2 separate regions of the Homo sapiens genome follow, and region 1 is linked to region 2. Evidence: read pairs that join two places in POLR2A ChIA-PET (ENCODE). Cell type or tissue: B cell. All regions are shown on one strand. Each heading gives the region's core, and the rest is flanking DNA. Links, peaks and the distances in the headings are about the cores only.

Region 1 (5,467 bases), core at 893-4,892, 360 kb after region 2:
GACATGATTTTATATTTAGAAAACCCCAACATCTCAGCCCCAAAACTCCTTAACTGATAAGCAACTTCAGCAAAGTCTCAGAATACAGAATCAATGTGCAAAAATCACAAGCATTCCTTTACACCAACATAGATAAGCAGAGAGCCAAATCATAAATGAACTCCCATTCACGATTGCTACAAAGAGAATAAAACACCTAGGAATACAGCTAACAAGGGATGTGAAGGACCTCTTCAAGGAGAACTACAGACCACCAAGGAAACAAGAGAGGATACAAACAAGCGGAAAAACATTCCATCCTCGTGGATAGGAAGAATCAATATCATGAAAATGGCAGTACTGCCCAAAGTAATTTATAGATTCAACACTTTTCCCATCAAACTACCACTGACATTCTTCACAGATTTAGAAAAAACTACTTTAAATTTCATATGGAATCAAAGAAAACCCCGAATAGCCAAGACAATCCTAAGCAGAAGGAACAAAGCTGGAGAGGTATCACACTACCTAACTTCAAACTGTACTACGAGGCTACAGTAACCAAAACAGATATATAGACCAATGCAACAGAACGGAGACCTCAGAAATAATACCACACATCTACAACTATTTGATCTTTGACAAACCTGACAAAAACAAGCAATGGGGAAAGGATTCCCTGTTCAATAAGTGATGCTGGGAAAACTGGCTAGCCATGTGCAGAAAACTGAAACTGGACCCCTTCCTTACACCTTATACAAAAATTAACTGAAGATGGATTAAAGACTTAAATGTAAAACCCAAAACCAGAAAAACTCCAGAAGAAAACCTAGGCAATACCATTCAGGACATAGGCATGGGTAAAGACTTCATGACAAAACACCAAAAGCAATTGCAACAGAAGCCAAAATTGACAAATGGGATCTAATTATACTAAAGAGCTTCTGCATAGCAAAAGAAACCAGCATCAGAGTGAACAGGCAACCTACAGAATGGGAGAAAATGTTTGCAATCTACCCATCTGACAAAGGTCTAATATCCAGAATTTACATGGAACTTAAACATATTTACAAGAAAAAAACAGACAACCCCATCAAAAAGTGGGCAAAGGATATGAAGACGCTTCTCAAAAGAAGACATTCATGCAGCCAACAAGCATATGTAAAAAAGCTCAATGGTTGGGTGTGGTGGCTCACGCCTATAATCCCAGCACTTTGGGAGGCCAGGGTGGGTGGATCACGAGGTCAGAATATCGAGACCATCCTGGCCAACATGAAACCCCATCTCTACTAAAATACAAAAAATTAGCCGGGGTGTGGTGGCGCACGCCTGTAGTCCCAGCTACTCGGGAGGCTGAGGCAGGGGAGTTGCTTGAACCCGGGAGGCGGAGGTTGCAGTGAGCCAAGATTGCACCACTGCACTCCAGCCTGGCAACAGAGCAAGTCTCCGTCTAAAAAAAAAAAAAAAACTCAACATCACTGATCACACTGATCATCAGAGAAACGTAAATCAAAACCACAATGAGATACCATCTCACATCAGTCAGAATGGCAATTACTAATAAGTCAAGAAACAATAGATGGCTGGGTAGGCTGCAGAGAAATAAGAATGCTTTTACTCTGCTGGTGGGAGTGTAAATTAGTTCAACCATTGTGGAAGACAGTATGGCGATTCCTCAAGGATCTAGAACCAGAACTACCATTTGACCCAGCAATCCCATTACTGGGTATATACCCAAAGGAATATAAATCATTCTACTATAAAGACACATGCACACATATGTTTATTGCAGCACTGTTTACAATAGCAAAGACATGGAACCAACCCAAATACCCATCAGTGATAGACTGGATAAAGAAAATGTGGCCATATACACCATGGAATACTATGCAGCCATAAAAAGGAATGGGATCTGCCAGGCACGGTGGCTCACGCCTATAATCCCAGCTCTTTGGGAGGCCAAGGTGGGTGGATCACAAGGTCAGGAGTTTGAGACCAGCCTGGCCAATATGGTGAAACCCCGTCTCTACTAAAAATACAAAAATTAGCCAGGTGTGGTGGTGAGTGCCTGTAGTCCCAGCTACTCGGGAGGCTGCGACAGGAGAATTGCTTGAACCCAGGAGGCAGAGGTTGCAGTGAGCCGAGATGGCACCACTGCACTCCAGCCTGGGCAACAGAGTGAGACTCCATCTCAAAAAAAAAAAAAAAAAAAAAAAAAAAACGAAAAAAAAAAACAAAACAACAAGGCATTTGTAAACTGTCATGGCCCTGGTGGGAGTGTAGCAGTGAGGATGATCAGAGATCACTCTCATGGTCATCTTGGTTTTGTTCCTCAGAAAATTAAATGTCAGAAGACCAAGAAGCTCAAGAGGATGAATTGCTGGCCCCAGTGAGTATTTACGATGGAGATGAATTTAGAAAAGCAGTCTGTCCAAGGTGGAGAAACCAGGATCTATTTGGATTTGCCATAGAATTTCAAGATGTTTGTGAGCGCTATCTGCTCTATGGGAAGAACACCCTGGCAGCGTGATCCCGTTTGCCTGGATGCAATTTCTTAAGGAAGAGACCCTAGTATACCTGAATATTGTCTCTCCTTTTGAGCTCAAGATTGATTCTCAGAAAAAAAGTGCAGAGAAGGACAGCTCAAGCCTCTCCCAACACAGAGCTAGATTTTGGAGGAACTTCTGGATCTGATACAGACCAAGAGGAAACTGTGGATGAGACAGCTGTGTGCAGGATGTGGAATCATTGTTAAATATGATCCAGGAAATCTTGGACTTTGATCAAGCTCAGCAGATAAAATGCTTTAATAGTAATTTGTTCCTGTGCAATATCTGTTTCTGTAAGAAGCTGGGTAGTGAATGCATGTACTTCTTGGAGTGCAGGCATGTGTACTGCAAAGACTGTCTGAAGGACTACTTTGAAATCCAGATCAGAGATGGCCAGGTTCAATGCCTCAACTGCCCAGAACCAAAGTGCCCTTCAGTGGCCACTACTGGTCAGGTCAAAGAGCTAGTGGAAGCAGAGTTATTTGCCTATTATGACTGCCTTCTCCTCCAGTCCACCTTGGACCTGATGGCAGATGTGGTGTACTGCCCCCACGCATGCTGCCAGCTGCCTGTGATGCAGGAGCCTGGCTACATCATGGGTATCTGCTCCAGCTGCAATTTTGCCTTCTGTACCTTGTGCAGGTTGACCTACCATGGGGTCTCTCCATGTAAGGTGACTGCAGAGAAATTAATAGACTTACTAAATGAATACCTGCAAGCAGATAAGGCCAATAAAAGACTTTTGGAACAAAGGTATGATAAGAGGGTGATTCAGAAGGCACTGGAAGAGATGGAAAGTAAGGAGTGGCTAGAGAAAAACTTCAAGAACTGACCATGTTGTGGAACTCCCATAGAGAAATTAGATGGATATAACAAGATGACATGTACTGGCTGTATGCAATATTTCTGTTGGATTTGCATGAGTTCTCTCTCTAGAGCAAACCCTTACAAACATTTCACTGATCCTGCTTCAACATGTCTTAAACAGCTGTTTTATGCTGTGGATGTTGATGAAGATATTTGGGAAGATGAGATTGAAGACTAGTTAACTACTGCTCAAGATATGGAAGTGGATTGGTTTTCCCTAATCTTTTGTCAAGTACACAAAGTAACCCTGCAGGATATTTAGGGTACTACTCATTCAGTCTTCCTGTGTAGAAGATATGGAAGAACAAGATTTATATTTTCATGTGGTACTACTGAAGAGGGTGCATTCATACATTTTTTAATGCAAGTTGAGAAAAATTATAAGCCAAGGGTTCAGAAAATGAAACTACAGAATATTAAATATTATAATGTGTCCAAAGCTCTGAATAGTTAAAAATTAAATATTTATTGCCTTCCCCAAGCTTTACATAAGGAGAAGAGGGGTCAAGAGTTAAACTTACAGACCCTTTGTCTCTGAGAAGCTTCCCTCTAAGACATTCTGTTGGAGTTCCCTCAGTACTACTCCTTACAACTGGGGTAGGTAGAAGCCTTATGAAAATTATACTGAGAATCTGATCTCATTTACTCCATGTTAATCACATTCTTACCAACCTAAATTTCTGCCAAGTCAGTTCTCTCTGGAGGAAGCCCTTTACTCTGTAACTGACTGGATGGTCCAGTGTCATTTTGACCTGCTTTTCAGAATGGAAATTTATAATAATTTAAAAATATGTTTTAATACCACAAACGCTATGGGGCACTTGATATTTATTAATGGTGTATATGCTCCACTGGTTTCAGGGCAAATCTAGAATTTAGTGATACTGGCTCAGAAGAATTTAAGTTCTATTCAACTTTCCTGGGTGTTAGAGCCTAGATTCAAAATGACTTGTCTTCGCTACTTTTGTTCCACATTCTCTCTCTTTACCTTTGCCCTACCTTCTGTTTGTAAGGACAGTCTTAATATTAATTCCAGCAACACATGTTTTTATTTCCTCTGCTGGAATAGGAGAAAGCTTAATAATATATTAATTTAATATAATATAATCATATTATTCATATATTCATCCCAAGCTGAATGTTCTTGAATTATCTGCATTTACCACTGTATATGCATATAGTGACAGTATAACCTGTCTATACCACTGTAGTTCCAGTCCTAATTTTCTGAATTATTTTTAAAGGTCTTCTCTAACAAGCTATGGGAATTTGGCTTCATACTCTTTTTTTGCAACAGCAGTGTTTTGGGTGATAATTTTGAATTGATAACTGTTCCTTTTTCTGGGTTTTGTTGGCCTTTTGAAAAATTGTCTTTCGTTATCGTTGGTGGGTGGCTTAGAAGCAAAGTAAAATTTTTTGGAAAAGAGAACAGAAAATTGAACTGCAGCTTGAGAACATATTGTTTTTTTCCTACTTTGTCATTGAAAATTGAAGAATTGCTTTTAACTGTTTTAGGTGTGTGTGTCCAGAGTGAGCAAGGACTATGTTTTTGGATTGTCAAAGAGGATGCTTAATCTTAAAAATAAAAATAAATTTAAAAATCATCTTGTAATTAGAAAAAAAAGGAATGAGATCATGTCTTTTCCAGGGACGTGGATGAAGCTGGAAGCCATCATCTTCAGCAAACTTAATACAGGAACAGAAAACCAAACACCACATGTTTTCACTCATAAGTGGGAGTTGAACAGTGAGAACACATGGACACATAGAGGGGAAAATCACACACCAGGGCCTGTTGCGGGGTGAGGGGTGAGGGGAGGGAACATAGAGGATGTGTCAATAGGTGCAGCAAACCACCATAGCACACATATACCTATGTAACAAACCTGCACGTTCTGCACATGTATCCTGGCTTTTTTTAGAAGAAATAAAGGAAACAAAAATTAAAAAAAAAATTCTCAAAGGAAGTAAAAATATGTATTTAAATTAATGGAAATGAAACTATAATATATTAAAATAAGTGAGATATAGCTAAAGCAGTACTGATACAGAAATTTATAGAACTAACTGCA
Region 2 (5,467 bases), core at 698-4,697:
GTTTGTGTACAAGTTGAATATAAATAATTTTGTCAAGGTACCTTCATATTTTGTTTGCATTTTTAAATTCTGGCTCAGAAAGGGAGTAGAGAAAAAGAGAAAAAAAGAGAAATATAGGTAGGGATGATATATGACTGATGATTTTATGATATAGACTTGATTTTTTAAAATTGTGTTTGCCTTGTTCACCACAATGGCATTAGGGCTTAATAGAGTAACACATAACAGGCACTCAAGAAATATTTGTCAATTATTCATTGATTAATTAGTTATTCATTAGCTATCACTCAACTATTAATTAATTAGTTGTTAATCTAGTTAGGGAAACAGGATGGATATACTTAAATACAATCAAATCAAAGAATTCAAGTCAGTAAATGATAAAGAGAAAATGAGAGTCTGACCTCACTTCTTGGATTGTAAGTTGTCCGAGAAAGGGTGTGAGCTGGGTGCTGGGATTTTAGAGGCAGCTTTCATGTGGGTCTGGAGCCAGAGTGGGCAAATGTGAAGCGGGAGAAGCACCAAGACTGAAGTCACTGAGGCAGGAGGTGCACTACGTGATGTGGGGCTGGTGCCAAGGAGGTAAGAGAGGGAGAAAGTAGAAGTTTGTGCAGGGAATTGTAGGAAAAGCAAGCAGAGGGATGATTATTGATTCCCCTAAAATGCTCAGCCAAGCCTTAACTTTATCTTATTGGTAGTAAGATGATATTGAAGGTGTCTGAGTAAGTGCATTAATTTGCAATGAAAACAAAGTTCAGGCTGGGCGCGGTGGCTCACGCCTCTGATCCCAGTATTTTGGAAGGCTGAGGTGGGTGGATCATGAGGTCAGGAGTTTGAGAGCAGCCTGGCCAACATGGTGAAACCCTGTCTCTACTAAAAATACAAAAATTAGCCGAGTGTGGTGGTGCACGCCTGTAATCCCAGTTACTCTGGAGGCTGAAGCAGGATAATTGCTTAAGCCCGGGGGCAGAGGTTGCAGTGAGCTGAGATTGTGCCACTGTACTCCAGCCTGGATGACAGAGCAAGACTCCGTCTCGGAAAAAAAAAAAAAAGAAAGAAAAGTTCAGGGTATAAATATGCATATTATTTGTTATCACAAGAGCTAATTGTTAACAACATGAGAACAAATGAGTTTTTTTTAAAACCCTAGTAAGATAGGAATGACCTCTTCCTCCTTGATTGCCTGACATAATCCCCACTGCACAGAATTTTTGTGGGACACCTGCCCCACTACTGCACTTATGCGATTCCATGTACATCTGCCAGCAAAAGGCAAACCCCTTTTATGAGAAGGGCAGGTACAGTGTCTCATACAGTTATCAATGTATTCCCAGGTGATATCGTTTGAATATTTGTCCCCACCCAAATCTCATGTTGAATTGTAATCTGCAGTATTGGAGGTGGGGCCTGGTAGGAGGTGATCGGATCATGGGGATGGATTTCTCATGAATGGTTTAGCACCATCTTCTTGGTGCTGCCCTCAAAGGTGATTGGATCGTGGTGATGGATTTCTCATGAATGGTTTAGCACCATCTTCTTGGTGCTGCCCTGAAAAGTGATTGGATCATGGGGATGGATTTCTCATGAATGATTTAGCACCATCTTCTTAGTGCTGTCCTCAGGATAGTGAGTGAGTTCTCACAATATCTGGCTGTTTAAAAGTGTATGGCACCTCTCTCTCTCTCTCTTTCTCTCTCTCTCTCTAGCTAGCTCCTGTTTTCACCATGTGAAGCACCTGCTCCTGCTTTGCCTTCCATCGTGATTGAAAGATTCCTGAGGCTTCACCAGAAGGTGGGCAGGTGCTGGTACCATGCTTCCTATAAAGCCTGCAGAACCATGAGCCCCTTAAACCTCTTTTCTTTTCTTTTTTTTTTTTTTTTTTTTTTTTTTTTGAGAGGGAGTCTCACTCTGTCACCCAGGCTGGAGTGTAGTGGCACGATCTTGGCTCACTGCAACCTCTGCCTCCTGGGTTCAACCGATTCTCCTGCCTCAGCCTCCCATGTAGCTGGGACTACAGGCCACCACACCCGGCTAATTCTTGTACTTTTAGTAGAGATGCAGTTTCACCATGTTGGCCAGGCTAGTCTCGAACTCCTGACCTCGGGTGATCCACCTGCCTCAGCCTCCCAAAGTGCTGGGATTACAGGCATGAGCCACCGCACCCGGCCTCCTCTTTTCTTTATAAATTGCCCAGTCTCAGGTGTTTTTAGCAATGCTAGAATGGCCTAATACATCAGGACTGAGAAAAGTTTTAGTACAGAGAAGCTACTTCATAAATGTTTATTGTGTGTAAGTAGATGAGCAGTTAGTTCGCAAAGCAGCTTCATATGCATTTTATTTCATTTAATTCTTACTTCTGTCCTGTGAAGTAGGTATTATTGGTTTCTAGGGGAGAGATCAAGCCTGGACCTGGGAGGATGCCCATGTTTAGGGAAAAGAAAGCACAAGAAGAAAATGTCAAGAGGCCAGAGAGATAGGACGATAGGCTAGACACTGGCGTCAGGAGCCACCAAAGACGAAGAGAGAAGCAAGAGGAGTTAGGGATCGTGGCGGGCAGACAGGGAGGGAGGAAGGGAGGCTGAAGACAAAATGGCCATGGATCAAGAGCTGAGGTCATGGACAAAGAATGGGGAGGGGCTGCTTCATAAACTAATCATTTGGAGAAATTTGACACTAAGAGGAAAGAGAAGACTGGAGCTAAAAGAAACAAGAGTCAGTCAAAGGTATTTTCACCCCAACCCTTGGACATGTTTACAGACAGAGAGGAGGGACCAACAGAGAGACGAAAGAGCAGGAAGCAGCGTGAGGTGAAATGAAGCTGAAAGGCCCAGTGAGGGTTCAGAAAGGGACCAGACCGCGAAGCTGCAAAGATATTTCAGTTCTCCCTCGTGTACACACACTCTCTCTCTCTCTGTCTCTGTGTGTGTGTGTGTGTGTGTGTGTGTGTGCGTGTGTGACATAAATCCATCAAACCTCAGCAGAGCTTGATCAGTGGTTAGACGCATCTATATCACACAGTTTGCTTAGTCCAAACAGCCATTTCTCCCCAGTTATCGCCAGACGCAGCAATCTCTTTAAAAATATTTTTCCGATCTTAAAAATAGTCTATCCCCCAAGAGAAATCTCTAGCTTCTTGCCTCTCAGATGACAGTCGGCTAGGCCAAAGCTACAGAACCTCACCCAAAATAGATCAAATATTTTAAATGTTTTCTTATTTGCGCCCCTCACAAGTATGCCTGCAATGCAAAGCCAATTATAAGATTGGCTTTTTTATTTTTATTTTTCTGAAATGAGTGAAGTGTGTGTTTTCTGGTTAGGAGGGGAGGCCAGGCCTCACCAAACAGTCTTGGTTGGATTTCAGACAGGCTTCCTTGAGCATGAACGGGAAGAGGAAACGTGCATGGCTGGGTAAGCACGTGCAGACGTGCAGAGCCAAATGGTCTCTCTCAGGACTTGCCATCCTGGAGTCCATCTCTGGTGCCTGTCAGAGCTTCCCCATTAGAACAGCAGTTCTCTAGAGGCACACACCGTGTTTCTGATTATATGAAAGTGACAGTGACAAGATTAGAACAAGGACAGAACCTAACACTAAGCCTTGCAGGTAACAGATGCTCAGATGTTGAGTGAATAAATGAATGAATAAACAAATGAATAGCTGAGAAAACTCTAGCCACAGCTTTGCATGACTCAGATACCCATTGGAGACTGGGAGAAATTTCTGGAAACTTTTTGCTTTCTCTAAGCTTAGAGCAAATCCAACAGCAATGAATATGGGTGGACTGGGAAGGGTGGAACATGGAGACATCCAGTCATCCTCTATAGCTCAGGAAATAAGGAGACAGAGACTTCCTATAGGAAGGCTGAGGGGATGGCCAGTCCTGTTCCATGGAAGTGAGAAACAGTACCATTTATCTCAGGAGCTCCTTCATCTACACTGGGTCTTCTCTGATCATGTCCTCTTTCATTTTGTCAGGTCCTCAGCCTTATTCCGGACCATCAGTGCCCTTCTTCTTCCACCTGCCGCTCCAGGAGACTGGCCCCATCAAAGTGGGTCAGTGCAGGCTCTCATTTCATCTGCACCCTACTGATAAAACAGGTGGCACCAAGTGCTGAGCAGGTGCTAAGCAGGCTGTGGCTTAAGTTATTACTCCTTAAAGAGTGACTATTGATGTTATGGTGTCAAAGCCTTTGTACAAATGTGTGACTAAGCTGAGGACCTCACAGTCAGGGCAGGTCCATTCTCCTGCTAGTTGGGCTGGCCCCAAGTGAGCTACTCTGTTGGCCTGAGGACAAAGAAGCACAGTGGCTTTTCCCGATGTCATAGGAACATCGGAGAAGTAATCTAGAGGACCAGATTGCTAGTTCTCTGGGGGGAGAATGTCTCATTTATATTGCAATTTTTTAAAAAAAACAAAACAACAAAAAGCTTAAGAATAACACAACAAACAGCTGTGTACATACTCTGCAGTGTTAACAGATGTAATTTTTTTTCATAATTGCTTAAGATCCTCTTTTATGCATTGCTGATATATTTTAAATTTCTTAATTTCAAGAGCAGTACCATTCCCCTCTCTCCCTCATGGCCAACAACTATCTTAAATTTGATGTGGTTCTAGTCCATTCTCATATGCATTCTTAAATGATTCATACAAATGGAATAATTCCAATTGCAACCTGCTTCTTTTTTCCCACTCAATATGCTTCTGAGTTTCAGGTACATCTAGGTCATTCATTTTAGCTATTATGTATAATACCCCATCCTATTCCATATATAATATGGTATTAGCTATTATATATTTTTATAATTATACATATATTTATATAATTAGATATTTAGCTATTATGTTATATATCATGGTTTCTGTAGCCTCTCCCCTGTCAATTGCTATTGCAGCATTTTTAACAATGTTTTTACTACTGCAAACAATGCTCGAATGAGCTTCCTTTGACATGTCTCTTGGCTTAAGAGTGTGAGGGCGTCCCAAGAGGATATACCTAGAAATGGGATTACAGAATATAGATGTGCATACTGAAAGTCACTAGATATTGTCAAATCACTCAACAAAGTGAATGCACCAATCTACTTTCCTATCCAAAATGTATAAGAATTTGTACATCATCAACAACGTTTAGTTTTGCGTGATTAAACTTTTTTTTTCTTTACCAATCTGGTTGTCATTGTTTTAACTTGCATTTTTCTGATGACTAATGAAATTGAACATCATTTCAAGGCTTTTGACCTTTGCAGTGTTCTCTAAGTGGACTGTTTATCCTATGCCTATTTTTTATTGGGTTTTCTCTTATACACACACTCTCTCTCTCTGTGTCAGTTGATTTGTAGGCATTCCTTGATAGTCTAGATTTTTTTTTTAAGATGGAGTCTTGCTGTGTTGCCCAGACTAGAGTGCAGAGTGCAGTGGTGTGATCTTGGCTCCCTGCAACCTCCGCCTCCCGGGTTCAAGCAATT

The links. Peaks named below come from ENCODE experiments on the same cell type or tissue, not always from the same donor. Only the 100,000 strongest peaks of a DNase experiment are listed, where the experiment ranks them.
Region 1: POLR2A ChIA-PET joins it to region 2 with 7 read pairs; 2 of 35 experiments call an interaction of 5 or more read pairs at or near these places.

What each region holds. Positions count from the first base shown.
Region 1 is chr7:135,126,120-135,131,586 of GRCh38, forward strand. The region is part of intron 16 of AGBL3 (AGBL carboxypeptidase 3); the gene reads left to right. It also overlaps a transcript of CYREN not described here and the pseudogene RNF14P4. Among named protein-coding and RNA genes, the nearest start is that of TMEM140, 19 kb to the right of the region's middle. In B cell, for the core only: no CTCF peak of the experiment used is centred there; no DNase peak of the experiment used is centred there.
Region 2 is chr7:134,764,278-134,769,744 of GRCh38, forward strand. All of the region lies in intron 1 of LOC124901750 (a long non-coding RNA gene), which reads right to left. It also overlaps a transcript of CALD1 not described here. Among named protein-coding and RNA genes, the nearest start is that of CALD1, 13 kb to the right of the region's middle. In B cell, for the core only: no CTCF peak of the experiment used is centred there; DNase peaks (open chromatin) are centred at 2,914 and 3,374; H3K27ac peaks cover 2,316 bases.